6 separate regions of the Homo sapiens genome follow, and regions 1, 3, 4, 5 and 6 are each linked to region 2. A link is an interaction called in ENCODE POLR2A ChIA-PET data of the cell type or tissue named here. Cell type or tissue: OCI-LY7. All regions are shown on one strand. Each heading gives the region's core, and the rest is flanking DNA. Links, peaks and the distances in the headings are about the cores only.

What was found. Peaks named below come from ENCODE experiments on the same cell type or tissue, not always from the same donor. Only the 100,000 strongest peaks of a DNase experiment are listed, where the experiment ranks them.
Region 1: POLR2A ChIA-PET joins it to region 2 with 13 read pairs; 11 of 35 experiments call an interaction of 5 or more read pairs at or near these places.
Region 3: POLR2A ChIA-PET joins it to region 2 with 10 read pairs; 6 of 35 experiments call an interaction of 5 or more read pairs at or near these places.
Region 4: POLR2A ChIA-PET joins it to region 2 with 28 read pairs; 15 of 35 experiments call an interaction of 5 or more read pairs at or near these places.
Region 5: POLR2A ChIA-PET joins it to region 2 with 11 read pairs; 8 of 35 experiments call an interaction of 5 or more read pairs at or near these places.
Region 6: POLR2A ChIA-PET joins it to region 2 with 20 read pairs; 8 of 35 experiments call an interaction of 5 or more read pairs at or near these places.

Annotation. Positions count from the first base shown.
Region 1 is chr4:153,568,017-153,572,778 of GRCh38, reverse strand. All of the region lies in intron 7 of TMEM131L (transmembrane 131 like), which reads right to left. Among named protein-coding and RNA genes, the nearest start is that of TMEM131L, 100 kb to the right of the region's middle. In OCI-LY7, for the core only: no CTCF peak of the experiment used is centred there; a DNase peak (open chromatin) is centred at 2,348; H3K4me3 peaks cover 1,984 bases; H3K27ac peaks cover 4,000 bases.
Region 2 is chr4:153,343,209-153,347,970 of GRCh38, reverse strand. MND1 (meiotic nuclear divisions 1) reads right to left here and starts at 3,283. Exons shown (of 8, transcript NM_032117.4): 1 at 3,231-3,283. The coding sequence starts at 3,233. RefSeq lists enhancers at 2,175-2,294, 2,375-2,434 and silencers at 2,915-3,074, 3,205-3,514. In OCI-LY7, for the core only: CTCF peaks have their summits at 983, 1,184 (motif pointing left), 3,227, 3,431 (motif pointing left) and 1 weaker place; DNase peaks (open chromatin) are centred at 690, 1,190, 2,290, 3,310 and 1 weaker place; H3K4me3 peaks cover 4,000 bases; H3K27ac peaks cover 4,000 bases.
Region 3 is chr4:153,642,528-153,647,289 of GRCh38, reverse strand. It overlaps the pseudogene LOC100419170. Among named protein-coding and RNA genes, the nearest start is that of TLR2, 39 kb to the left of the region's middle. RefSeq lists a silencer at 3,606-3,675. In OCI-LY7, for the core only: CTCF peaks have their summits at 1,722, 1,924 (motif pointing left), 3,473 and 3,672 (motif pointing right); DNase peaks (open chromatin) are centred at 1,929 and 3,709; H3K27ac peaks cover 604 bases.
Region 4 is chr4:153,464,859-153,469,620 of GRCh38, reverse strand. It overlaps TMEM131L (transmembrane 131 like), which reads right to left and starts at 3,261. Exons shown (of 35, transcript NM_001131007.2): 1 at 3,100-3,261; 2 at 2,340-2,410. The coding sequence starts at 3,223. RefSeq lists enhancers at 1-319, 1,571-1,630, 2,001-2,090, 1,585-2,250, 3,621-3,800 and silencers at 2,561-2,920, 3,291-3,390, 3,431-3,580. In OCI-LY7, for the core only: CTCF peaks have their summits at 1,574, 3,026 and 3,911; DNase peaks (open chromatin) are centred at 840, 2,270, 3,370, 3,840 and 3 weaker places; H3K4me3 peaks cover 3,906 bases; H3K27ac peaks cover 3,962 bases.
Region 5 is chr4:153,430,838-153,435,599 of GRCh38, reverse strand. No RefSeq gene overlaps it. Among named protein-coding and RNA genes, the nearest start is that of TMEM131L, 33 kb to the left of the region's middle. RefSeq lists an enhancer at 2,252-2,441. In OCI-LY7, for the core only: a CTCF peak has its summit at 2,352; DNase peaks (open chromatin) are centred at 1,409, 2,309 and 3,059; H3K4me3 peaks cover 2,985 bases; H3K27ac peaks cover 4,000 bases.
Region 6 is chr4:153,436,927-153,441,688 of GRCh38, reverse strand. No RefSeq gene overlaps it. Among named protein-coding and RNA genes, the nearest start is that of TMEM131L, 27 kb to the left of the region's middle. In OCI-LY7, for the core only: CTCF peaks have their summits at 1,774 and 1,975 (motif pointing right); DNase peaks (open chromatin) are centred at 1,028, 1,547, 2,068 and 2,737; H3K4me3 peaks cover 3,226 bases; H3K27ac peaks cover 4,000 bases.

The sequences.
Region 1 (4,762 bases), core at 385-4,384, 220 kb before region 2:
CTGTGAATGTACTTACTGCCAGTGAACTGTACGCATACAAATGGTGAAAATGGTAAATTTTGTGTTAAGTATATTTTACCCCATATATATAGGGAAAGGGGAAGGCAAGAGCTAGACACAGCTGAAATGGTTTAAAATAACCAAACTGGGCCGGGTGCGGTGGCTCATGCCTGAAATACCAGCACTTTGGGAGGCTGAGGCAGGTGGATTACCTGAGTTCAGGAGTTCAAGACCAGCCTGACCAACATGGTGAAACCCCATCTCTACTAAAATTACAAAAATTAGCTGGGCGTGGTCATGGGCACCTGTAATCCCAGCTACTTGGGAGGCTGAGGCAAGGGAATCACTTGAACCCGGGAGGCAGAGGTTGCAGTGAGCCGAGATCACGCCACTGCACACCAGCCTGGGCAACAAGAGCGAAACTCTGTCTCAAAAAACAAAACAAAACAAAAAAGAAATAACCAAACCTTGCTGGGTAACCAACACAAAGTTACAGCTAGACAGACAGAATGAGTTCTGGTGTTCTACAGCACTACAGGGTGACTGCAGTTGACTACAATAAAGCCAGAAGGGAGGATTTTGAATGTTCACAACATAATGAAATGATAAATGTCTGAGGTGATAATACGCTAATTACCCTGAGTGGATCGTTACACATTGTATACAGTATCAAAACAGCACTCTCTATCCCATACCTAAGTACAATTATTACATGCCAACTAAAAAGGAAAAAAAAAAGAAAACAACATCTAGAAAGTCAGGTTAAACAGATATAAAAAGAGAAGTGGAGATACTTTGAGATCTCATTGTGCAGGTATTCAAAATGAAATATATCTGTGCTAAATGGAGCTTTTAAAAGACTCTAATAAAGGAAGACAGGCAAGATCTCAGCAGACTGGAATTGTTCCTCAAAAAATAGGCCAGTCATGGTGGCTCACACCTGTCATCCTAGCACTTTGGTAGACCGAGGCAGGTGGATCACTTGAGCTCAGGAGTTTGAAACCAGCCTGGGCAACATGGTGAAACCCTGTCTCCACAAAAAAATATAAAACTTAGCTGGGCATGGTGGTACATGCCTGTAGTCCCAGCTACTCAGGAGGCTGAGGAGGGAGGATCACCTGAGCTCGGGAGGCCAAGGTTGTAATAACTGTAACTGCACCACTGCATTCTAGCTTGGGCAACAGAGCAAGACCCTGTCTTAAAACAAAAGTAAAAATAAAAATAATTAAGAAACCATGATTGAGTTCTAGGAACTGTGAAGAAATACACTTAAATCCCCCATAGTAAACAATTAAGGAGCTCTACCATCAAAGACTGAGGCGGCTACACCAAGCCTTACACAAACCTGGACAGGTGAAAGGAAACCAGGAAGGTGAGTGTGGAATGCTCAGTGCATTTTTCAATGGAGATACAATTACTGCTTGTGCCCTGAGGGAATATGCTTGAGAAGTTTATGGCATTTAGGACTCAATCAAAAGAAGGCACAGCAAAGAGGAAACCATTAAAGGAGAACCAGGCAGGACAAGATAAACCGAGCCTGGGCCTGACTGGGATACTGGGCTGACAGGAGAGTATCTCTTATGTAAGATTATGCAACGCAACAAACAGAAAAAAGATTTGTTTGAACTATAGATGTTTTTAGTAGACCCAGAACTTGATTTTATCTCTTTTGCTTTGGGAGAACACACCGAAAAAAATCTAGAGAAAGATCTAAAGGGAAAATAAATATCTAGACCAAAAAGTTAAAAAAAAATTAAAGGAATGTACTAATTTAAAAAGAAAGAGAGCAACACAAAAAGCTGGTTAAATTGAACAGTGGAGAACAAGCAAGTCCTGGGGGAACAGCCGACTAACACAGAAAAAGAAGGAACTATCACCACTAGGCCCTGATGGACTCACACTTCCAAAGTGTCAACAACTGCTCACCTCAGGGCATCTGCTGAGAACACCACTCCAGTTGAAATAAGTGGACAAAAAGGAAACAAACTTCCCTAAGAAGCAGGTTTCAGAAGCCCCCGCAAGTCCACAGTGAGAGGCAATGGAAACCACCCTGTGCACAGATCTCAACGTCACTGCCCACAGACTGCAGAAGCTCTGCTCCTAACACAGCTTCCATACCACTAGCACAAAAGTGCCGGGAGATGCCAGAAACAAGGGCCCAAGGAAGAAACAGAAATCCACACATGGAAAACAGAAGGAAGGCAGGCCGAGTATGTCGGCTACCGCCAGGCAAATTTATAAACTCTGAGGGAAGGCCAGAGCATCTCAGGTGCCCCTTCCTGAGTAGAGCAGTGGTATGCACAGGTGGCTCCTCTCTAACCCCCAAAGTACCCAGATTAGCCTCCTGACTAATGGTGATCTCTCCCTGCCAAGCGTTAAGTGCAAAGGTCTGAGACTCCACAACCAGCATGAATTCAAGCGGAAACCAAGGTGAGGCTCTCTCCAACTTCCTTCCCTCTCTTTGGTAAATCGAAGTACTAGGGACGATTCTGCTTAAAATTAGTGCTTGGAGGGCTGGGAAGTGGGGGGACACGTTTTCCAATTTTTTTGGATGTGAAGTTAATAATCTGTTATTCTTGTGCGTTTCATTAAGATTGCAGATTCAAGTGAGGCTCAAATGACTTACTATTGAACCACTATAAATTCTGAAACCGTGGGGAAACCACGCACATTCTAGCAAGAACAAATCCAGCCTGTAGCTACTAAAAGTTCCCCAGCTGCACAGAGGCATGGAGAACTTCTGATTAAAATAAAAATAAAATAAAATAAAATAAAAACAAGAAATTGAAGAGGACTTCAAATTCTTTGAATGTTAACTCACAGGCCAAGATAACTGGATACACTACCATAGCCTTGAACTTTCATGTCCCGTTGGGGGTTCTAATCTCTGAATATTAAAGTTCTCCCGGAGTTTCATAATAGAAGAGGGTTTATATTCAGAAGGTTCTTTTTAAAAGTTAAGTGATTAAGGCATTTCAGCTATGTGCCAGAGACTAGTTCTAAGCTCTTTAAATAAATTGGTTGATTCAATTGCTACACCAACCCTATCCGAAAGGGCTATTATTACATATTTTACAGATAAACTGAGACACAGGGAGATTAGGTAACTTGGCTACAGTCACTCAGAACCAAGATTTTTAGCCAGGTGGTCTGGTTTGGAATTCACCCTCTTATTCACTCCCACTATGCATCTCTATGACAGGCATTTTATATGGCTGATATTTTCTACTGCCATATTTTAACACTGTTATTTAATCGCATCACAAAAGCTCTGATAAACTGTACCGGATATTGCAGTTGAAAAGAATTTGGGATGGGGAAACAGAGGAAGATGTGAACTTTCAACCCTGGTTACAGTGTGGCCTTGGGGCAGATTATTAGTGAATTTATCTAATCCATCTCAAAGCTGTCTAGGGGCAAACTCAACAGCAGACCCCAGCAGTCCGAGGAGGGTCAACAAAGAAATCAGGGGAGGGGTTGGCTCTCAGGGGAAGGAGGAACAGGTCCAAGAAGGTGAAAGCACAGGGCTGGAAATCGGCTGATCTCAGGCTTAACAGGTAATTCCAAAGGGTCAAGAGCACAGAAACCAAGGACGTCACAATGAGAGGCTTCTCTTTCCCTAAACACTACTGTCCTTTTATCCCAAGCCTTCCTCTCTCCTTGGAGGTCAAGGAATTACCTAATTGGTGGGCAACAGAGAAGCATCCTGTGCTGTAGGAAGGGGTGAGAAGGGCAGGGGCTCTTGGAGGAGTTGGTTTCTTTCCTCCTCCTCTCTACACTTTGGGAAGCATCTGTCCTTCAGACCCAAACTTCCCCTCCAGTGGGCCACCCCAAAGTCTACCCTAGGGGAGAAGGAGTTAGTAACTCCTGGCTCTCTTACCCTGGCTGATACAGGAGAATATGTCTTATCAGTAATACAAAGCCGGTTTTAGTTCTCTAACTCCAGATTCTTAAATATCCAATGATTCAGAACTTGGTCAGGAAGAGAGGTGTTATTTATTAGGTATCTCTAAGTCTTCTAACAAAAGTTTCTAAAGTACTCTAATAGAATAAATGAAGGAAGTCAAAGGAAAGTCTGTGTGTCATATCTTCATAAATAGCTTATTATAATGTTTTCCTTTTTAAGATTCATTTATCCAGTTGTCAATCATTGATTTACTACATGTTATATTGCCAGGTAATAGGAAAACAAAGATTAGGGCATAATTCTTGCTCTTAAGGGGTTAAATCTAGTACAGAAAAATTCATAAAAACAAAAGCTTTTGAGTATTATAGCTGCTACAGCAGGGATCTCTTAGGGTTTTCAGTAAGGAACTAGTCAATTCTCCTGGGAGGCAAAAAAATAAAAAGAGACAAGGTAAACATTGAGTTAAAAGAGGGACCAGGAAACTGTGTCCTCACAGTAGCCAAGAAAGCCGAGATTTTAAAGCACAAACAAGGAGGAAGACGGAGCGTGAAGACACTCCACTGAGTCTGAAACAAAAGTGAGGGGAGGGAGAACACCCCCACTCACACATCTTGGTATTCTTTCTAGAGTCTTCATGACGCGCCCCTCCTTTCTTCCAGTCACTAACCCTCCTCTACCTCCCCTCTTCCCAAGTTCCCATTCCACAGAAGCATTCTCACTTGAAACTTAAGAAAATTTTTAGAAGTTTAAGCAATTCCTTTTAAAACAAACAAACAAAAAAGCTATATTCAGAAGTAGGTAGATAAGTAAATGTACAACATCACTTAATTTCCCCTTAACATATAATCATTTTCC
Region 2 (4,762 bases), core at 249-4,248:
ATCCAGACGTTTCTGAGTACCCCAGTATGATATACAAGGCCCTTTATCACCTAACCCCAACCTACCTTTTATAGCCTCTTCCACCACACCCCACCTCAAACTTTGCCATTAACAGTATGGAGACCTAAGCAACTTGTAATACAAAAACTGCCTGTAATTATCTACTCGAAGAATGCTCTCATTTCCATCCTTAAAAAAAATGTTCCTCCACCTAGAACATCCTCACTTCTTGCCTAGTCAAAACTCCAAAACATCTCCCAAGGCTTAGTTTAGGCACTCTCCCTCCAGAACTTCCCTGAGTTCACAGGCTAAGCATGTATTCCCAGAACACACCTTCATCAAATCACTCACTACATTGAAAAGATGTTTACTTGTCCGTATCAGCACACTGAAAAACTTCTTCAGAACATGAACTGCCTTTGCCTTTCCAGGGCTTAGTGCCAAGTTAGACAAGGGAGACATAAAGCTCTTAATTTTAGGACCATGTATCTAAAGCCCCCAACTCTAAAATTTGAGGCTGCTCAGGCTCCTAAGCCCCCCAACACCTACCATACTCCCATAGATATAACAGGTGAATTAATCATAGTGAATTCAGTGACATCATGTATTGCCTGGCTTGAAGAGACAAATCAGAGAAATCTCAGTTAGGCAAACTCCAGGAACCCATACAGATCTGCTCACTAAACCTAGGGCTGAGAGCTAGGGTCCAGGACTGCTCTATTTGCCTCCCTTCATTCTCACCTCTGCAGTATCTGACAAATCAAGCATGAAATTCATAACAGTTAGAAGACTCCTTCAACATATTTTTCTAGTCCAATAGGTCCTAAACTGCCATACATTAGAATCACCTCAGGAGTTTTTAAAAAATACCGATGCCCAGGCTCATCTCTAATGAATGGAATCAAAATCTCTGGAATGGGACCTGGGCAACATATTTTTTAAATCCTCCAACTTATTTTAAAAATCCTCTCCAACATATTTTTTAATTGTGCCCCAGGGTTGAGAACCCTACTTTTGTCAGCCCAGAATCTGAAGGCCATGTCAAGGGCGCTGCGGGGCAATGGGAATCCCTTTAGAATTTCAGTGTGTCGCTGCACTAGCAGAAAGCAGATCCTGAAGTGTTAGGAAAGACTCCTAACATTTTGATATTCGAAACAGCTCCTTGCACTCCACAAGAATCTGCCCCCCAGAGGCAGGCAATGAGGAGAATCTAGCGTCCTGGGGTACCCAGTTTTAGGAAAGCTCTCAACACTCAGCTCAGCAGCTATGAAAGTTACTCAAGAAATGTGGATGAGCTGTATCATCCATTTACCTTGTTTTCAGGCTGATTTATTCATCAGTCTCTTTCATGACTAGAAATAATTTCTATTATTAACCACAGTAGGAGTATCATAGCCAGAATTAAAATAACTAATGTAAAAAGATGCCATATTAATACTCATATTTAGAAACTTCTCAAAAAAATCAATGAGGATTTATCTAATATTTAATTAAGACTAGGAAAAACCTGATAGTATAAGTTAGAGATGCATTCAAATTAGTAAGTCAGGAGACTCAAAACCTGACTCAAGGACTATGAAGCTTTCTGGAAGTATTTTAAACCACTTAAAAAATCATGTTATCTGAGGAACCTTCTCAGTTAGAAGTTATGGAATTCCTACAGCCAGCCCTACTAATCAATTACGATAAAATTATGAAGAATTATTAAGTAGACATCACTGCTGCTCTCAGAGTTCAGCACTGCACTTCTCCAATTTCAAAAATTGCCTGAACTCATTAACTATTTACTTAGGATGCCTAACCAAATGAAAACAGCTATTAATTCATAATCAATCAAAAGTTTACCTTTGACCAACACTAAATTTATTTCTCGATCACATATTAAAAAATAGGAAGTCCACATCTTATCAAAAGCTTTAATTTTTTAAAAGGATTCTCTATTATCGGAGGTAAGCTTCTAAAGAGTTAACACATTTAGTATTAGCAGGTGATTCATGTGTAGAGAGATAGATTAGGTAAAAGGACAACGCGCGTTTGAGCTGCACAGTTCTCCAAGTCAGTTATACGAGGCCAGCAACTCTGCAGAGAAAAATTGTAACACAGAAGGGCACTGCTAACAGATTTGTTTTAACTGTAGTCCTGTTTGGCTCCTTAGAGCACTTCACGCCCAGGTGGCTGGGTTGTTAGTTTAACCACAAAGAAGCCGTTATCATTTATAACTACATCTGGACAAATATCTTCAAATAAATACCATACAACTGGATCCTGGTGTCCCACCCTGCCCCCCTTAGCTCGGCAACATTTAACGGCCACGTAAGTAAATGAAGATATTAAAATCTTAGATCCATTTAACCAGATGTTGATTCTTCGCCAACTGAAGCAGAAAAAACGGCATGAAACTTTGAAGGTTTATGAAAATGATTTGATGAGCAGAAAGACGTTAAGCTCACAAAGCCGATCTTACCAGGACTTAACTGATCATGACCCACGAGGAAGCCTAATTCAGTGCAGAGCGTCCTTAAAAAAGCAACAGCGCCCTACACAACCAGCAGCACCCGGCACAAGAGCAGCGACTCCTGCCCTTTGGCAGAAACCGGGGCGTTTTCACAGAAATCGACTAATTGGCACACAGTGAAGATCCATTAGGTAACTCGAAACTGAGCAGTTCTGGAATGTGCTCTACATATTACAATACAGAAAACCACTCAATGGTGACAAACCAGGAGTGCGCTTTGGGATCAAGACGTTCGCTCCCCGCAGTCCCTCCCGCCCACTTGCGCTTTCTCTCCCCGTTCTTAATGGGGGGGGCTACACCACGCGGGGCCGAAGCTGGAGGCGTAGGGAGCCCAGGTTCTCAAGGGCCCCGTGGTCTTTTAGATAAATCCAGGTTGGTGAAGTTCTCGGGTCACGTTCGCGAACGCTTCCCGCGTTCTAACCTAACCCGCCCGAACGGGCCCTGGGGACAGACGCGGGGTGCAGCCGGCGGGGAGGCCGCGGATGCCCCCGCGCCTCGGGACTCCGGACAGGAGCGGCGGGGAACGCCGCAGAGTGCGGAGTGGCTGCGGCGGGGCCGGGCTGGGCCCCTACACGGTGAGGCCGAGAGCCGGGCGACCGCTCCCGCGGCCCGGAATGGCGGTCAACGCCAGGCCGGGATCCACATGCAGCCGAGGGGCGGCGAAGCCCACACACTAGGGAGGAAGAAGACGCGGGACCGTAGCCTCAGTCCTTACCATGGCGCGGGCGCAGGGGCTTCCGCTGGCCGGGCCCGCGCTTGGGGAGAGGGGCGGGACAGGCCAGGACGCGTTTGATTTTGGCGCCGACTACGCCGCGGGGGCGGAGCAGCGAGACGGTGGAGGTGGGGGAAAGAGGCCGGTCCTCGCCCGCGCGGCGCGCAGCGACCCCTAGCGACCCATCCGAGCCGCCGGCGGGGGAAGGGGCGCGGGCCTGGGGCCGGGGCTGTGGGGAGCGTGTCCGCGTCTCAGTGGACGGGTTGCAGAGCTGCCTCCGTCTCCTCGGTATTCTGTGAATGTGACCTTTTTTTTTTTTAAGGACATCTTGCCTTTGCTTTTACTGCGTTTTCTTGGCGCCGCAGAAATATGGCCTAAGTTTGGATGTAAAAAATAGAGGCGTTTAGGCTGTTGAGGAAGGAAACGCTGCCTCCATCCTTCCGGACTTGTCCTGTCTGGGGCGGACTGGATTCCTTTCTCGTCTTCTAATCTGACCCCTCATCTTCTCCCGAGCCGCTACCCACTGCTTTCCAGCTTTTCAAATCCTGTGTATGTCTGTTTGTTTTTCCCTTAGGTTTTAAAAAAGAAGGAAACAACGGAATGAATTTCAAATCAACATGGTCAAAAATACGCTACTTCATGGCTTGAGAATAGATCCAGATTCATAGCAAAAGCTCAGGCCCCTGAAAGTGCTGAAAAATTTTAACTCAGAATTCAATTATTTTGAAAATTATTCTATGGTGTTTTGAACCATTTTTAGGTGTAAGAAGTACGGTTGGGCGCTGTGGCTCACACCTGTAATCCCAGCAATTTGGGAGGCCGAGGCGGGCAAATCACTTGAGGTAGGGAGTTTGAGACCAGCCTGGCCAACATGGTGAAATCCCATCTCTAATAAAAATACAAAAATTAGCCAGGCGTGGTGGCGGACGCCTGTACAATCCCAGCTACTCGGGAGGCTGAGGCAGGAGAATCGCTTGGACCCAGGAGGCAGAGGTTGCAGTGAGCCAAGACCCCGCCACTGCACTCCAGCCTGGGCGACAGAGTGAGACTCTGTAACACACACACACGCACGCACACACACACACACACACACACACAGTGTAGTAAGTCTTGTAGATGCTATAAGAGTAGCATCTAAAGTTGGAATTTATGTCCCCTGTTGCTTCTGCTGGAGGCAGAGGAAGGGGTACATTGAATTGCAGAGTTCCATTAATTTGGTTTTTCCTGTAAGAGTTATACCATGTAACTGATGGTACATAAGGTAATTTTAAAATGATAAATGAGTACATTAAGTAACTACAGTAGTGGTATATACATTTGTGCTACTTGGGGAAAGCCTTGTCTTAATTGGCTCTCAGGCTTGTTGCAGGTGAGTGGTGACTATCTGAGGCCAGTGGCGCTGTGGCAGAAAAATTTACCAAGGCAGTTGTAAGTAAAGAAAGGCAGAATCATTAGAGAAAGCATGAAAATACGTTGCAAGGGAGCAATGGGCAGAATCAGCAGAAAAGGAGCTGACTGCAAGGAAACAAAGGCTT
Region 3 (4,762 bases), core at 289-4,288, 300 kb before region 2:
AGTTTGAATGTGTCTCCCAGATATTCATGTGTTAGAGACTGAATCCCAAATGCAACAGCACTGGGAAGTGAGGTCTAATGGGAGGTGTTTAGGCCATGAGGGCTCCGCCCTTAAGAATAGATTAATGCCATTATGAAAAGCACTCTCTGGAATGGGTTCTCTCTCTTGTGCTCTTGCCCTTCTGCCTTCTGCCATGTGATGAGACAGCAAGAAGGCCCTCACCAGATGAGAGTGCCTTGATCTTGGACTTCTCAGTCTCCAGAACTGCAAGAAAATTTCTGTTTTTTAGAAGTTAGTCAGTCTGTGGTATTCTGTTATAGCAGCACAAAATGAACTAAGACATCTAGCTTATCCCAGCAAATACAAAAGCAATTCTGGGTTTTTCAATCAACAACTTGACCCATTATTTTGACCTAGTGATTTTTTTTAACAATGAAATAAGGTAGGCAAACAAGTTATTGTCTTCTCTTTATTAGCACTATAGATCTAGAATACACAATGAACTTGGGAACCTGGCCTAACCCAGTACTACTATTTCTTTGGTTGCAGGAATTTGTTTTAATATTGAATTATAGAATGAATGGTCATATTTCACCCCACTCTTATAGCCTACTCAATCCCAAAGTCACAGTGCTGAGTCTGTTACTTCAATCATTTTGAGGTTTTAAATAAATTCTATATCTATAGTGAATGAACAAACATCTAATTAGCTAGATGAAAGGATACTGGTTAAAGTTTTTGTTTTCTGTTTTGCTTTTAGTTTCTAAAGTAATAGCTTTCCTTTAAAAATAACTGCTTGAAATCCAAATACATTCCATCTTACTGACTTCCTCTCTGTACTCCAGCAGAAGTATTAAATTGCTCAAATGTCTAGGGCACACAGAAATAATTATTTTGAAATGTCAGTTTTCGTTTCCATAAATATATGTATTTTAATAAGGCTGTATTTTAATGGTGACTTTTATAGTACTTGCCCACCATTTTGATTAATGGTAACTAGACTGTTGTGCATTTTGTATATTGGCTATACTTGTATGTAAAGACATTCTTATGTCCCTTTAATCCCAGCCCAAGTAATTACTACATACCTCATTTTATAGGTCTTCTATTAGGGAATGCTTACTGAAAGTTTCCCTTTGCCTTTGCCTTTAGATTATGTCCTTTTATAGTATAATGTACATTTTATCAGGACTTTAGCATTTGCTTTTAAGATACTTACTTTTTACCACTATTAAATAAAATACACTTTCCCTTAAGATTTAATTAAAAGTTTTGGGGGAGATGGATGTGATAGTAGTAACACATGCTTACAGCAGACAGTACCCCCCCTCCCCAGAAAAGAAAGATAAAAAAAAAAAGAAAATGAAAATCACTCAAAATTCTACACACCCAGTGGGGCATCACCCCACCCCACATGCAGTACAGGATCACACTGTTTATAAACTTTGTATTCTACTTCTTTCATCGCCTATGTTATTCTCTTACAATGATTTTTAGAGGCTTCCTAGTACTCCAACATTTGTTTGTTCTATAACTTAAGTATTTTCCTGTTTTGGAACATTTATTTCCAACTCATTACTATTTTAAACACTGTACTGTATATGCTCTTACATCATTTGTAATAGGCAGAATTATAATTCCTGCCCCAAAGGGGTCCACATCCTAATACCTGGAACCCCTGAATATGTGACTCTACATAATAAAATATGTGATTAAATTAAGAACCTTAAGATGGGCCCAGTCTAATCACAGGAGTCCTTAAAATAAGTGAACCTTTCCCAGCTGTGGTCAGAGAAAAGGATGTGAGATGGAAGAAAGGTCAGGGAGATGCTGCGTTCCTGGCTCTGACAACAGAGGAAGAGGCCACAAGCCAAGGAATGTGGATGGCCTCTAGGAGCTAGAAAAGGCCAGGACAGAAACAGACTGCCCCCTAGAGCCTCCAGAAAGGAATGCAGCCCTGCCACAGCTTGATTTTAGCCCAGGGAGATAGGTGTCAGATTTCTGATATACAAAACTAAGTTTGTGTTGTTTTAAGCCACTAAGTTTGTGAGAATTTTTTATGGTAGCAATAGAAAATTAATACCTTGTTTTTGTTTTTTAATTTGGTCATTCTTGAAATCAAAGAGAAACCTTCATTTTCAACAAAACTGCCTAGAAAAGATGGTTCATTGATCCACTATGAGCAAATCTTTCACAACATACAGCACCAAAATATAAATTTAAAAAATTAAACACACATCCTACCCCTCACACACACACATATCTCCCAAAGGCCACATGACCTAGATGAAAGGAGAAAAAAAAGCAAACTCAATACCCTCACACAAAAGTAGTCTTTGAATCAGGATTTATAAATGTATATGTTTTTTCCTATGAGTAAAGCAAACAGAAGAAAAACAAAAAATCAAAGGAGGTTGGGCACATAGCTCAAGCCTGTAATCCCAGCACTTTGGGAGGCCAAGGCAGGAGAATCACTCGAGCCCAGGAGTTCAAGACCAACCTAGGCAACAAAGTGAGACCCCATGTCTCTACAGTAAGAATACAAAAATTAGCCGAGTATGGTGGTGCATGCCTGTAGTCCTAGCTACTCAGAGGCTGAGGTGGGAAGATCACTTGAGCCCAGGAATTTGAGACCAGCCTAGGCAATATAGTAAGACTCTGTCTCTATAAGAAATAAGGAATTAGCTGGGTGTGGTGGCACATTCTTGTGATCCCAGCTACTTGGGAGGCTGAGGTGGGAGGATTACTCGAGCCCTGGAGGTTGAGTCTGCAGTGAGCCAAAATTGTGCTGCTGCACTCCAGCCTAGGCAACAGAGTGAGACCCTGTCCTTTAAAAAAAAAAAAAGCTGGGCTGAGGGGGCCCACCAAAGGGGTAAGGAAAAACTTATAGATGAAGGCCTCACAAGACTTAATACATAGACAGCATCACTGTGCATTATCTCAGACTTTTTCACAAGGTATTCAATCCTGCCTGTCATTCTTTATATTCAGGAAATACTAAAGTAAGAAAAGTGATTTTTTCTTTTCTTTTCTTTTTTTTTTGAGATGGAGTCTCACTCTGTCACCCAAGCTGGAGTGCAATGGCGCAATCTTGGCCAACTGCAACCTCTGCCTTCCGGGTTGAAGCAATTCTCCTGCTTCAGCTTCCCGAGTAGCTGGGATTACAGGCATGCACCACCACAGCCAGCTAAGTTTTGTATTTTAGTACAGACGAGGTTTCACTATGTTGTCCAGGAGGGTCTCAAACTCCTGACCTCAAGTGATCTGCCCGCCTTAGCCTCCCAAAGTGCTGGAATTACAAGCGTGAGCCACCATGCCTGGTCGATTAACTTTTAATAGACCATGCATTTAGGTTAATTATTTCTCTGGTTAAAAGCACTCCACAAAAATAGAGTTAGAAATAAATTTTAAAAGGAGGTGTATTTCTTTTTCTTGTTTGATAATATTTTATTGATTATAATGTTTTCTTGGTTTTTGCTTGTCTTTTATATAGAATAAACAGTTTAGCTTGGACTTGTGTAATAACATAATAAAATGTAAAAATTGACGCTATTAAAGGACTTAAACAATAAAATGATGGAAAGTAGTAGGTAGATTCTGCATGATAAGAAGCATATCCACAGCTCTGAATAGCTGAGCAAGTCTACAGGACTTTTCCTATGTTCATATTAATCACTAGGGGGCAACATAGACTATACCTTTAATAATCACATATCACAGTCAGATTGCGGATACAGGAAGTGAAAGCAGAGACATGAGTGGCAGAAGTCAGGAAGATAAAAGCTGCAACTAAAATCATCAGTTAATTTTGTGAACTGCATGAAACCATCAGTAACCAGTTATTTTAGTAGGATAACCTACTGAGTGAAGTCTTAGGAGCTTTCTCTTTTTATTTTTTATTTATATTTTTTTGTAGAGACAAAGTCTCCCTATGTTGCCCAGGCTGGTCTCCAACTCCTGGCCTCAAGCAATCCTCCCACCTCACCCTCTCAAGTAAAAGATTTTTCTTTTAATTTTTGAAGGAAATCAAGTAGACATGATCATTGTGCTCTGAAAGTCATGCACAGAATCATGTAGCGCATTAAAAAGTCATGAAAAATGGAATCCTTTTTTTTTTTTATCAAGCATACCTATCAATTACACATCAGTACAATCACTTTTTTTCTGTCCAGAGTGCCCAATCAATGTATCAATGTGGCCTTGTTTTAGTTTCCTTTTTTTTTTTTTTTTTTTTTTTAAAGAGATAGGGTCTCACTTTGTTGCCCAGACTGGTCTCAAACTCCTGGCCTCAAGTTATCCTCCCACCATGGCCTCCCAAATCACTGGAATTATAGGTGTGAGCTACCGCACAGCCAGTTTTGTTCTTTACATTGTATAATATACATGACATGAGTCATGTCATCCTTGCTCAGCTTCAAAAAACATGAAGGAAGCTTCCAAATGGGGAAAGAGCCAGTAATGGAGGGAAAATAAAACACCACCTTAGGAATTGTGTTTTTGATTTTCATACTTACTAGTAATTTTTTAAATATGTTTATATCTACCCAATGTTTTGGTTGTATGTGTTTTAATTATTAAATGCTATAAATCTATTTTGGGAGAAAGTTAGTTACAATAATGAATGCATTTAAAAAAACACTAATACCTAATTGTTGTGCATATCTTTTGCTATTTTCCTTAGAAGTTACTTCCTGGAAGTTCTTAAGGTGCATGACATATATGGCCAACCAATTTATAATCCCATCCCACAATGTATAAAAGT
Region 4 (4,762 bases), core at 496-4,495, 120 kb before region 2:
CTAAAGTTCCTATTTCATCTACTACTGACAAATCTTAGCCTCTGAAGCCATCTTTCAGTCTTCCTGCATGAAAGAAACCCAATGTACTGGTTAATTAAGCAGAAAACCCTCAAATTTAAATTAACACCTATAAATATTCTCTTTTCAACAGACTCCGTTTGACACATATGAGGGAATTTTTGCTGAAAAAATTCAAAATACTTTGAAAATAATTCACTTAAAATAACTTTCTTCAAAACTCTCTGTAGCTTATGAGATATATATACACACACATACACACGTGTGTGTGTGTGTGTGTGTGTGTGTCTCCCTTACCCTTGGGCCCAGGTATAAGCAGGGCAAGATAGTTTCTAAAAGGTATACGTAGAGATATGGATGAAGTATTTAGAAAATTATTTTGAAAACCAGTTTCACTTTCATTATAGCTTTGATTAAAATAGCTTAGCTATAAATCCCTCTATACTGAATATCCCAGACAGCTTCTGAATTCTGACATCTATTATCAAAACAAATTGTATTATACAAATAAACCAGAAATTAAGAATTGTATAAAATAACTTTTGAGCCCATAAATCAAATAATCATTTAGGCCTTGACATTTCCATCTCTGAGCACACCTACTAAATCTTCAACTAACGCTCTAACAAATGAGAGTATATACTACTAGACTCAATCACCTATAATTTACTTTCCTTTTAGTCTGGGTTGGCTTCCAACACTAGCCAGTAAGAGATAGAAACTATAATTGAGCAAAAATGCAAATACATATACATAGATATACACCAGTGCTTCTCAACCAGGGCAGTTTTGCTCCCCAGGGACATCTAGCAATGTCTGGAAACATTTTTAGTTGTCAAAATCAGGAGGGGGTGGGGGAGAGGGGGAAGCAGCAGTGAGTGCCACTGGCATCTAGTGGGTAGAGGCAAGGGATGCTAACTGCTCAACATCTCACAGTGCACAGGACAGCCCCCACAACAAAGAACTCTGTAGCCCAAAATGTCACCAGTGCCACTGTTGAACAACTCTGATATACAAAAACATAATTTTTTTAAAATAAATACATCGCGTTAAATGTCGTTCTTGCAGTAGGAATACGACGGATTTCTATTTTGTTCTTTTTATATTTCTGTATCTTCCAAACCTTCAAAAACACATGTATATTATTTAAAATCGGGGAAAAAATCCATTTGGGAATAAATTTTTAGGAGAAGGAAAAACTATCTGCTCCTCATCCTGATGGGGCCCTTTCTCAAAAGACCTGTCTCATTCAGGCTGCTGGCCTTCAAGGAGGGTCCAGGAAAATTCTCCTCTAAAATCACCTCTCTGCCTTGAAGCTGTTATTCATTAGCCCTGATCAAAATGAATATTCTAAATATCTCAAAACCAGCACTCTGAATGTTTCACATAGGAGGGAGAAAACTGAAATGTAAAACTGGACAGCCTCTCCGGTAAAGTTATAGCTAGACATCCTGTTTTTCTAAACAGCCGCAAGACACAACACAGAATTAAGTGCTGCCACCACCGTGGGAAGTAATGAACATCTTAAAAAGTACTGCACACAAGCTAAATATTTCCTTATAATTCAAGCCACTCCCACCCAAAAAATGCATTTTGGATCACTACCGTTACTGGTGAAAGGCAGTCAACAACATTATATTTAAATGTGCACACTTCACAGTCAATGGGAATTTCTTGTAAAAGTTAAAAGCTTTGCAGTACTGTATCTGTTGCAGCAATAAACCCTCTATGATGCTACAGATTCCCAATAAAACGTCAGTAATTATTTTTCTACACGCAATCATCATATCATCATACAGAGAAAAAAACCAGAAATTCAAGTTCTTAAGTGGGTGTATTTTAACAGGAATTAAGGGCACTTGGAGAAAATCCAAGATGACAATCCTTGAGAGTCACATCTCCATCCCAAAGCTACTTAACGCTAATGGCAAATACCACTCTAACATTTATGAAATCAATACTCCTGTTGTCCTCAACCTCTTAGCCACTTGCCATCCACACAGCACCAGCTCACTTAGGGAACAGTGTGCACCCAGGACACCCACGGCCGAACAGACCGCTGGCCGCTTCCCTGCTGAGGTGGCCTGGGTTCCCACCTTCTGAACTTGGGGCCGGCCTGCCTCAGGCCCTGTCACATGGCGTGGGAGGAGCCGGGAAGGCCACCGTTGCCAGGTGTTCAGGCTCGGCCCCTAACGTTTATTTGCCTTGCAAAGTGGCCCGAACGCCTGTGCCGCTTGGACAGGGGGTGGGGAGGACCGGGGGCCTCCCCGCCTCTCCTCCCTCGTACACCCACAGCCGCCCTGTCACCTGGTCGTCCTCACCTGAGTGGGCAGCAGGAGTTCCCCTTCTTCTGCCTGCCACAGCTCCACCACGTTCGGCAACGGCTCAATCGCTGCAGGAACACCAAAAAATACACCACGTTTTTAATGCACGCTAAAGAAACGCTTCCTGTTTCCCCTACCGTCCCTCCGTGCCCCCCGCCTCACCAAAACACGTCTCTTTTTCCTCCTGGGAACAGAGGCCATCCCAGGGGCGAGCCAAGGATAAAAATACAATGGGTGGGGTGTGAGCCGGCGGCCCCTCGGACGCGAAGGCGACAGCGTGCAGGCAGGCTCGGGGTGCTCGTGCTGGGGGTGGGGGGACGAAGTGGGAGTGAAGACACCCCACGAGGCACTCCGGGCTCCGCAGCCCGAGCATCTGGAGTGTGGACCCTGGGCGGCCAGGCTCGGGGGAACAAAGCTGCAGGAAGCCGGGCCGCTGCGGGGCACCCGCGCGCGCCACACAAAGCGGGGGCTGCGCCCGGGGCGCAGGGGCCCGCGCACAAAGGCTCCAGGGCGCGAGCGGCTAGCGGTCCCCAAGCCCCGCGACTGCCCCGCTCTCCAGCTGTACGGGGCAGAGAGGCGCGGGACGGGACGCTGTGGTCAGAAAATGTTATCAGCGGAGAATCGCAACAGCTTTCCTTCCTCCTCCTGCCCCTTTCCCTTTCCTCCCCTCGCCCTCTTATAGATTTCAGCAGTTCCCTAAAAGAAAGAGCGGGGGCGGGGTGGAGAGGCAGAGCGAGCCCAGCGGCGCAAGGCTGACCTTGTCCCTGAGCCCCTCCCGGGCGACAGCAGGGCAGCAGGACCTGGAAGACGCCCAGCAGGAGGTTCACGGCCGCCGCGGTGCGGCAGTAGCAGCCGGGCTGCGGGCGTCGGAGCCCCGCCATGCTGCTGCTCGCGCTCCTCTCCGTTGCTCGCCGCGCTCGCCGCTAGCTCGCTGGCGCCCCAGCTGCCTCGCCCCGGGCCCGCCCCCGTGCCGCCCCGCCCCGCCCCGCCCCGCCCCGCCCCGCCCCGCGCCGCACCACCCCCGCCGCTGCCGCAGCTGCTGCAGCTCCAGACCCGGGCGCGCCGCTTGCTCTGAGCGCGTGTGCGCCGCAGATAGGGAGGGACGGAACGCGGCGGGGTGCGGGGGAAAGTGGACAATGCGAACCCGCGGGTGCCCCGCCCCGGCGCGGAGCACATGGCCGCGGGCCCGCCCCGCAGCGCGCACTCTGCGGGGCCCGGGCGCTTTCCTCGGCTGGGACGGGGTCGCTTAGAGCTGTCCGCGGGGACTAGCGGCCCACTTTTGCCAAGTGCATTTTCATGAACTTTTGGGTGGTTGCCGCTTTGTCGAGGCGCTTGGGCCACGGTCGAGAGATTACCCTCGAGGGAAGAGGTGGCGGTGGAGGTGGGAACGAGGAGTCGCCAAGCGAGAGGCCTTGGACACAGGATATTAGTGGAAATAATGCAGTGGTTGTCAGGAAACGCGAGTGCAGCCACATGGCCACTGCCAGTTATGCAGCGAGGATATCCGGTGGCTGCAAAGTCTGTAATTTAGAATAAAAAGAGCTCTCCCAAAACCCGAGAGGCAGACCTCAGCGCCGCGTGGCGGTAGTGCGCCCGGCACCCTCTGTGGACACTGTCCAGGTCCTGACAGGTGGGGAAGACTCTTCCTAGGGGATTTATAGCTTCAAAGACCCTGCAAATACTCCCTTTTGGAATCATATTGCAAAATTCAGCCAGCCTCTCCTGAAATATGGTTGGGGTCGAGGATGTGGTTAGTTGCCTGTTTCTAACATTAGTAGGATAATGGAAGTAATACGTGGAAATACATTTCCTAGTTCCAGGTTTTGATGCCTATAACTAACAAGTCCAAAATCTGGCATCTCTTTAAGTTAACATCCTGCCTTTACCAGCGATGTCGCAAACAAGGGCTTATTCAGAAATCAATTTGCATAACCTAGAAGTATGGGCAATCTTATGATTTTTTAAAGTTAACTTACTGCTTCCACTGTAGCTTGTATGAAATTCAGAGAATATGAACAATATAGTATGAAGAGGGGAAGTGATGGGACACACCTGTTTACCTTAATCCTCTGTTTAATTGCTCCTTGTGCCTTACAAGCCAGACTATAGAAAACCAGTGCTTGCATAGCAGACACAATCCTGAGAAGGACAAAATGAAATCTAGATCCTCTTTCCTAAAGACGTAATACAGTACTGTGAACACAGTCTCACACACTGTCTGCATTTAACTCCAAACAAGGTTAAATAGTCTAATTGCTTGGCCAGACTTAACATTTAAGTAGATTAGCATAAACGTAAGTTGTTGATGTGAAAAAAAAAAAGGGACACTTTGCATTTTCCAACTTGAATACCTCCAGTAGTCTCTGTTTCATACTTTTTTCTGTATTCCTTGCCAACATCTTCCTTTATTTAGCAAGGAT
Region 5 (4,762 bases), core at 233-4,232, 88 kb before region 2:
CGCCTGTAATCCCAGCACTTTGGAAGGCCAAGGTGGGCGGATCACCTGAGGTCAGGAGTTCGAGACCATCCTGGCCAACATGGCGAAACCCTGTCTTTACTAAAAGTACAAAAATTAGCCGAGTGTGGTGGCGGGCGCTTGTAATCCCAGCTACTCAGGGGGCTGAGGCAGGAGAAGCTTGAACCCGGGAGGAGGAGGTTGCAGTGAGCCGAGATCGCACCACTGCACTCCAGCCTGGACGACAAGAGTGAGACTCCCTCTCAAAAAACAAAACAAAAGGAAACACAACAACAACAACAACAACAAAAATCCCACCCTAGAAAGTAAGAGGACTTTGAACAATGCTACCTTGAAGCCCAGCTCCAGCCTCCTTTTGCAACCTAATGAATGCTAAAAAGCCTATTCAATGCTGTGGCAGTTTTTTTGTTTTGTTTTGTTTTTTTGAGATGGAGTCTTGCTCTTGTCACACAGGCTGGAGTGCAAGTGGCGCGATCTCGGCTCACTGCAACCTCCACCTTCCTGGGTTCAAGCGATTGTCCTGCCTCAGCCTCCCAAGTAGCTGGGATTACAGGAGCCCGCCACCAAGCCCAGCTGATTTTTTTTTTTTTTTGTATTTTTAGTAGAGACGGGGTTTCGCCATGTTGGCTAGGCTGGTCTCAAACTCCTGACCTCGTGATCTGCCTGCCTCGGCCTCCCAAAGTGCTGGGATTACAGGTGTGAGCCACCGTGCCCGGCCGTGCTGTGGCAGTTTTAAAAAAATGATGTGGATATGCAATTTTTTTAGAAAATGATTTTTAATATCATGTCTCCCTTTAAAAAGTGTAGGCGCATTCAGCCTAAAAAAGGAAATTCTGACACCTGCTACATCATGGGTGAACATTATGCATTATTGAATAATCACAAGGGCCAAATTCTGTATGATTCCAATCATTCGAGGTACCTACAGTAGTCAGTTCATGTGACAGAAAGTAGAATGGTGGTTGCCACGGGCTGGGGAGAGGGGGGAATGGGGAGTTATTGTTAATGGGTACAGAGTTTCAGTTTGGGAAGAGGAAAATAGTTGTGGAGATGGATGGTGGGATGGCTGCACAATGTGAATGTACTTGATGCCATTGAACCGCACACTTAAAAATGGTTAAAATGGTAGATTTTACTCATATATATTTAACCACAAAGTAAAACATTTTTTTAAAGTGTAGGCCTTCATCTGGTGACAGTTCATTTGCTGGCTCATTTCTAGATATTTTAACTGGGTGGTAATTTATGTCTGGTTCTTATAACATAATGTAAGACCCATAATTTGGTTTAGCTCTTAGTTAATATCTTTTGAATTGCAACTGGGGACTTGACAGTGGCTTTCTTGAAACACACCTGCAGTTTGCAAGCTGCCTGCAGCAGGTAAAAATGCGCAGTTTATTTTTATGATTAGCCTTGAGCAAGAGCTGATTAAATGCTTGATAAAATAAGTTCTTGGAAGACTTGATTTACATGGTGCTTTCCTCCTGCTTTCCCACCCCCTTTCCTTCCCTCATGAATACCACATAAAAAGCGGCAGTTTGTAATTTTTTCTCCTTTTTCAAGTATTAGTATCAAAGTAGAATGGGACCTTCATGCTTCTTCTGAACACAGTCGGGCTGCATTCCACTCTGGGAACACTCCCTCCTACCGTTTCAACCTAGGCAATCCCCTATCAAGGAAAGGGCAACTTACCCAGTCTCAAAATCAGAGTCTAAGCACAAATAGGACATTTCCTTTGTACCTTTCCCCAAACATGATGGTTTCTTTTGGGGAAGGGGTGTTGGGGAGCACACTGGGAAATAAAGCCTTCTGGTCCCCAAGTTCCTCTTTCAATTTCTGTGGTTTTCACTTCCCCTCCCATAAGAAATCCCCACGTGGGAGTAATGCTTTCTCCTCTTCCTTCCCTGTCATTTCCCTTTCATTTCTCCCCGACACCTCTCCTGGGTTTGTCTACCTGCTACTGCTACTTTCTCTGCCTTCACATCTTTATTTTTCATTTGTTTATTTTTTAGAGGCAAGATCTCACTGTGTTGCCCAAGGTGGCCTCAAACTCCTGGGCTCAAGCAGTCCTCCTACCTCAACCTCCCAAGTAGCTGGGACTACAGGCACGCCATGCTTGGCTGTCTTCATGTCTTGAGTTCCATTTCAAAAAAGGCATTGGCAGGCTGTCTTTATACCAAACACAATGCTCTACTTTCAGTATTACTCTTCATATTTGCAGTTCTCATTGGTCATTCTTGGCACTTTTTCACACCACAGACCTTGGGCGAGAATTTCCGGTTTCCCTTCTGGCTGCTTTCATTTGCTCTCCACCACCAGAGTTCTCTGGCGCTCTCTGGCTACTCACAGAGGAATTTCACAGAGGAGGTTGTGCCTCCCGCTGTTTCTCTGGAGCTACGGGTCCCCATTTCACCTCAACGGTGGCTTTTCGAAAAGTAAAAATGAAATAGAGCTTTATTGCGTAAGTTACCTCTGAAGCCAAAAACCTCATTAGGGCCTTCAAAAATTCCTGTCAAAAATTCCAATCCTGTGGCTCATACCTGTAATCCCAGCTACCCAGGAGGCTGAGTCAGGAGAATTGCTTGAGGCCAGGAGTTCAAGACCAGCCCGGTCAACCTAGTGAGATTCTGTCTCTATAATTTTTTTTTTTTTAATTAGCCAGGCATGGTGCAGCTGGCCTGTAGTCCTATGTACTTGGGAGGCTGAGGTGGAAGGATCCCTTGAGCCCAGGAGTTGGAGGCTGCAGTGAGCCATGCCAGTGCCACAGCATTCCAGCCTGGGTGAAAGAGTGAGATGCTGGCTCAAAAAAATAAAAATAAATAAAAATAAAAACATAAAAAAATTCCAGCACTTTGGGAGGCCGAGGTATGCAGATCATCTAAGGTCAGGAGTTTGAGACCAGCCTGGCCAACATGTAAAACCCCTTCTCTACCAAAAAATACAAAATTAGCCAGGTGTAGTGGTATGCCCTTGTAGTACCAGCTACTCAGGAGGCCAAGGCAGGAGAATCGCCTGAACCCAGGAAGTGGAGGTTGCAGTGAGTCAACATCATACCACTGAACTCCAGCCTAGGTGATACAGTGAGACTCTGTCTCAAAAAAAAAAAAAAAAAAATTCCAAACCTATCCCCTACATGAGCTTCTAAGCCTCATCTCAGTTGACTCTGTTTAAATGACTCTGACTTGGACTGAAAACCCACCCCTCCTGTATCTTTTCATTATAGGGTGGTGGCATGGTTAACCCTCATTCATTCACACCCCGCTATTCCAAAGTGTGTAGAATTGCCTGGACATGCTACACTAAAGTTTATTTCTGCACTTTGTTTTTCTTTTTTGCTTGCTTGTTCGAGACAGGTTCTTGGTCACCACAGCCTCAACCTCTTGGGCTCAAGTGACCCTCCTTCCTCAGCACCCCCAGTAGCTGGGACTACAAGCCCATGCTACCATGCTCAGCTAATTTTTTTTTTTTTTTTTTGTAAAGACAGGGTTTTATTATGTTGCCAAGGCTGGTCTCGAACTCCTGGGCTCAAGCAATCCTCCTGCCTCAGCCTCCTAAAGTGCTGGGATTACAGGTGTGAACCACTATGCCTGGCTTGCATTTTCTGTGTTTTGTTTTGTTTTGTTTTTTTGAGACGCAGTCTTGCTCTGTCACCCAGGCTGGAGTGCAGTGGCATGATCTTGGCTCACTGCAACCTCTGCCCCCTGGGTTTAAGTGATTCTCCTGCCTCAGCCTCTCAAGTAGCTGGGACTACAGGCGCGTGCTACCACGCCCAGCTAATTTTGGCATTTTTAGTAGAGACGGGGTTTCATCATGTTGGCCAGGATGGTCTCAGTCTCTTGACCTTGTGATCTGCCTGCCTTGGCCTCCCAAAGTGCTGGGATTACAGGTGTAAACCACGGCGGCTGGACTTAATTATTTATTTATTTATTTATTTTTTCTTTTTGACATGGAGTCTCACTTTGTCACCGAGACTGGAGTACGGCAGCACGATCTCGGCTCACTGCAACCTCTGCTTTCCCGGGTTGAAGTGATTCTCGTGCATCAGCCTCCTGAGTAGCTGGGATTATGGGCGTATGCCACCATACCCAGCTGATTTTTGTATTTTTAGTAGAGACAAGGTTTCGCCATGTTGGCCAGGCTGGTTTTGAACTCCTGGCCTCAAGTGGTCCGCCCACCTTGGCCTCCCAAAGTGTTGGGATTACAGGCGTGAGCCACTACGTCCAGCCCAGGGTGATTTTAAAAATACAGATCCTAAACCACTCAATGGTTTCCCATTATGTACAAAGTCCAAAATCTGTGGCAGTTCCTACAAGCCTTGAAGGATGCGTCTAATTCTCCGGATCTCCCTACAACCTACTCCTTTTTCTGTGCACAGGGCTCTGACTTTTCTGTCCTTTCAAAGTCAGGTTTTTCCCATGGGAAATGTTCACAGATGCTGTTCCCTCTGCCTCCATAAAGCTTTAGGTCTCGGTTTAAATGTCATTTTCTTCTCTGAACTTCCTCCGATCCCATGCCACTCCAATCCTCAGTTAAACTCTGTTCTAGCACCCTGCTTTTCCCATCAGGGCACATATTACAAGTGCTATTTATAGATTTTTGTCCAATGTCTTCCAAACTAGGCCACAATCTTCATGAGAATTTGATCACCATTGTAACCTCCAACACCTACTAAGTGCCCAGTAAATACTCATTGAGTGAAAGAATGAATGAAAGTACCAATATTCATCACACTCTTACTTCCTGA
Region 6 (4,762 bases), core at 342-4,341, 94 kb before region 2:
GCAATTCTCCTGCCTCAGCCTCCTGAGCCAAGTAGCTGGAATTAACAGGCGCGTGCCACCACACCAGGCTAATTTTTTCTTTTTTTTGTATTTTTAGTAGAGACAGGGTTTCACCATGTTGGCCAGGCTGGTCTCGAACTCCTGACCTCAGGTGATTCACCCACTTTGGCCTCCCAAAGTGCTGGGATTATGGGAGTGAGCCACCGCACCCGGCCTGCTCTAGTAAACTTTCTAAAATGTTTGTATTATGCCTTTTCCCCTACTGATGTACAATGGCTTCCCACAGACTATAACAGGATAAAACTGGGATACCAAGTCACTGACAGCTCTATTTCCAGCCTGACAGTAGACAGAGAACATTGCCCACAATTGTCACAGAAGGGTCCTAATATATTTTATCAATTAGATTCATTTAGGCTAATGAAATTTAGAAAACATAGATGTTCCCTGGGAGAATGAAGCCTATCAGTCATTCAGACTTACAGTATTTTAATCAAGTAATTGGAGACACGTATTGATCACTAAGTACCTGATGAGTATGGCTTAAGTATGCATATAACAAGGCAATCGAACAGTTTCCCAACTCTGAGGAACTGAAAACTTTATTTGAAGTGTGTTTTTAAAAGGAATAGTTTTAGGACAAAGTGTAGTTTGGAGGAAGACATTTGGTTCTTCCTGATACGTTTGGCTGTATCAGTGTAAAGTGAGAGCCATGGGGCATCAGGGGGACAGGACGCTGAACAGTGAGGATGGCATCCATGAGGGGTGACAGGCATGCAAAGATGTGGGTAGGAGGGACAAAAGAGAATTCTTTTTTCTTGCTCCTTTTTTTTCTTGTTGAGGATTCGGATGATACACTTTTTTTTTTTTTTTTTTTTTTTAATGAGCCATTTGTAAATCATTTAGGGTTGTCACAGCCAGCACGATATGATCAAATTCAAACCTATTCAGGTTTTCATTTTCTTCCCCACCTGCGTTAGGTCAAAAATTACTCTCACTCTAACTTGCCGAACTTGCCCCTGCTTCCCCTTTTGGGTCACTCTGCTTACCAGGGGCTGTTATGTCTCTAAAACCTGTCCATCCCCCACTCTTTTTTTTTTTTGAGATGGAGTTTCACTTTTGTTGCCCAAACTGGAGTGCAGTGGCACGATCTCAGCTCACTGCAACCTCCACCTCCTGGGTTCAAGCGATTCTCCTGCCTCAGCCTCCTGAGTAGCTGGGACTACAGGAGCCCACCACCGCACCCAGTTAATTTTTTGTATTTTTAGTAGAGATGGGGTTTCATCATGTTGGCCAGGCTGGTCTTGAACTTCTGACCTCAGGTGATCCACCCGCCTCGGCCTCCCAAAGTGCTGGAATTACAGGCGTGAGCCACCGCACCTGGCCATCCCCCACTCATTTATTCAGTCAACAAATATTCATCAAGGACCAACGTTAAAGGAACCGTGTTGGGAGGGGCACGAGTGAGCACTAAGATGGTCTCGAGGCGCATCTTATTCTTGGGGTGCTTGGGTAACTTCTCCTCCATTTAGTCTCCATTGATAGTTTGGACGTTTTCTGAATAAGCAAATCAACTGCCTGACATGAGGTATGACAATGGCTCAGGGTATTTGAAATCAGGTCTGCTCTGGAAAACGTAGTTTAACATCTCCATTGTTTATCCTACTGTCATACTGTTTCAACTATAAGGAACTGAAGAAAGCAATGCTTTTCTTCATCTGGGCGGTTGCTTTTAAGGTGAGACCAGCCTGGGCACGGTGGCTAATGCCTGGAATCCCAGCACTTTGGGAGGCCGAGGCGGGAGGATTTCTTGAGCCCAAGAGTTCTAGATTAGCCTGGGCAATATAGTGAGACCTCATCTCTACAAAAAAAAAAAAAAAAAAAAAAAAATTAGCCAGGCATGGTGGCATGTGCCTGTAGTCTTAACTGCTCAGGAGGTTGAGGTGGGAGGATTTCTTGAGCCAGGTAGTGAGCCGAGATCATGCCACTGTACTGCAGCCTGGGCACTGGGTGGCAGAGCAAGACCCTGTCTCAAAAAAAAAAAAAAAAAAAAAGACCAGCCAGACCAAGTGGCAGGAAGCGGTGGGACTGACAGTGAGAAAATCGCAGTGGGGGAGTGGGTGACACTCAGCAGCCCCACTGGGACAGAGCTCCTGCTCACACCAGCGATTCTTCTCCAGAAACCTATTCTGGCAAACCCTTGGTGAGTTTTATTTTAAGCGGCGTTTACAGACACTACTACTAGACTTTTAAATTAACAGGATATAAATAACCTTGGGCAAGGTATCAGAGAAGAACCACTGTGAGAACTCCACGACTAAAGTGTGGGCAAAGGTATCTATTAATAGATAATGAAACTGAAATCACTTAGTCTGAGCGAGAGAAAGTTTAAGATCTACCTAAGAGGGATCTTTAGTGAATAAAAAGTCACAGACGAGCAATAAACCAGTAAGAAAGACATAGTCCTTCATCCACTCCACTTTAGAATCGCTTTTTTGAAAAAATAAAGGTGGAGTTTCACCATGTTGCCCAAGCTGATCTGGAATTCCTGGCCTCAAGGGATCTGACTGCCTTGGCCTCCCAAATTGCTGGGATTACAGGCGTGCACCACTGTTCCCGGCCTAGAATCCCGATTTTTAAAAAGAGGTAATAGAATTACTCCTAATTTTGTCAAAACAAAGTTGAGAAATGAAGGGTTCCTAAATACTATCTGCTGGATATGACTTATAGAGAAAGCAGGAAGGAACCTCTGCACTGAGAGTAGGAAGAGATTTTAAAATGCCCCTAAAATGTACTTAATGCCGCACAGCTATACACCTAAAAATGATCAAAGTGGTAAATTTAATTTTGTATATTATAACCACAGAAAAGTACCCATAAAAGAAAGTTAGAGCTAACACATTTCCAATTGCTAAATAATGTCAGTTTTAGAAAAATTAATATTTCATAGCACTCAAAATATATGAAGCCACATGCTTTTGTAAGACTGGTAATATCTTTCATTTTCCTGCAAAAGCAAAGGGCTCTTTAAAGGAGACATGGAAACTGTCATAAAACAGACTTGAAGTCAGATGCAGAATGATAGGCATAGAATGGATCATCAATACACCATCTTCTTGTAGAATTTTATTCAAGGTTTGGGAGCAGTAAACCAGCGAGTGTGGTTGGGCAGGACAGTGTATTTTTTTTTGAGATGGAGTTTTGCTCTTGTTGCCCAGGCTGGAGTGCAGTGGTGTGATCTTGGCTCACCACAACCTCTGCCTCCTGGGTTCAAGCAGTTCTCCTGCCTCAGCCTCCTGAGTAGCTGGGATTACAAGCATGCGCCACCATGCCTGGCTAATTTTGTATTTTTGGTAGTGATGGGATTTCTCCGTGTTGGTCAGGCTGGTCTCCAACTCCCGATCTCAGGTGATCTGCCCGCCTCAGCTTCCCAAAGTGCTGGGATTACAGGCGTGAGCCACTGCACCTGGCCAGGACAATGTTTTTTCACATCAGGCAAAAATGTCCATGAGATCTGAGTCTAGAAATATGAATCTCTGGGACTGTATTCTCCAATTTTTCTCTTTCAGATCTTCTTTTTTTTTTTTTTTTTTGAGACGGAGTCTCGCTCTGTCGCCCAGGCTGCAGTGCAGTGGCGCGATCTCGGCTCACTGCAAGCTCCGTCTCCCGTATTCACGCCGTTCTCCTGCCTCAGCCTCTCGAGTAGCTGGGACTACAGGCGCCCACCACCGCGCCCGGCTAATTTTTTTTTTTTTTTTTTTTTTTTTGTATTTTTAGTAGAGACGAGGTTTCACTGTGGTCTCGATCTTCTGACCTTGTGATCCGCCCGCCTCGGCCTCCCAAAGTGCTGGGATTACAGGCGTGAGCCACCGCGCCCGGCCGCAGATCCTCTTTCCTTCACTCCCAAACTTAGATCTTCCAGCTTTATTCATGAAGCAATCAGTGCGCAACTAACTTTTAAACTGCAGGGAGCTATACAGTTTCCTTTCCTTCAGCTATCTTGAAGAGGCAGAACACTTGCCCTCCTGGAATACAGAGGTCTTCACTGTTTCAATCTGCTGGAAAATAACTTTACATTAAAACAACTCACGATGAGTTGTGAGAAATGTGAAAGGATTGCCTCAAAAAAAAAAATCTAAAATCTTTTAAAAATTAAAAAGGAACTGGGTGTGGTAGCACACACCTATAATCTCAGTACTTTGGGAGGCCAAGGCAGGAAGGTTGTTTGAAGCCAGGAGTTCGAGACCAGCCTGGGCAGCAAAATGAGACCCTGTCACTACAAAAATAAAAAATAAATTAGCCAGGCATAGTGGCCCACACCTGTAGTCCCAGCTACTCAGGAAGCTGAGGTCGGAGGGATCCCTTGAGCCCAGGAGTTCAAGGATGCAGTGAGCTATGATCAAGCCACTGCATTCCAGCCTGGGCAACAGCAGAGCAAGATGCCATCTCAAAAAAAAAAAAAAAAAAAAAAATTAAAAGGCTTAAAAACTATAGTGTCTACTATTTCCCTTTTGTAATTTCTGAGTTATATCCATGGGAGACAGATCTGTGTATTGGCTGTAAGTATATGCTGATATTTTCTTAGGTTCCTGCTCTGGGCATTACTAGATGGGCCACTGTGTTATTGATAAATCTTGGTGATGCCTGGTTGCTGTGTTTAACAGAAATTTCATAGCTCAATGAGTTTTGGAAACTATTTTCAGGGCCAGCTGATCATTTAAAAACCAAGGTGAGACTGATCATGCAGCCTCCCCAGCTGCCA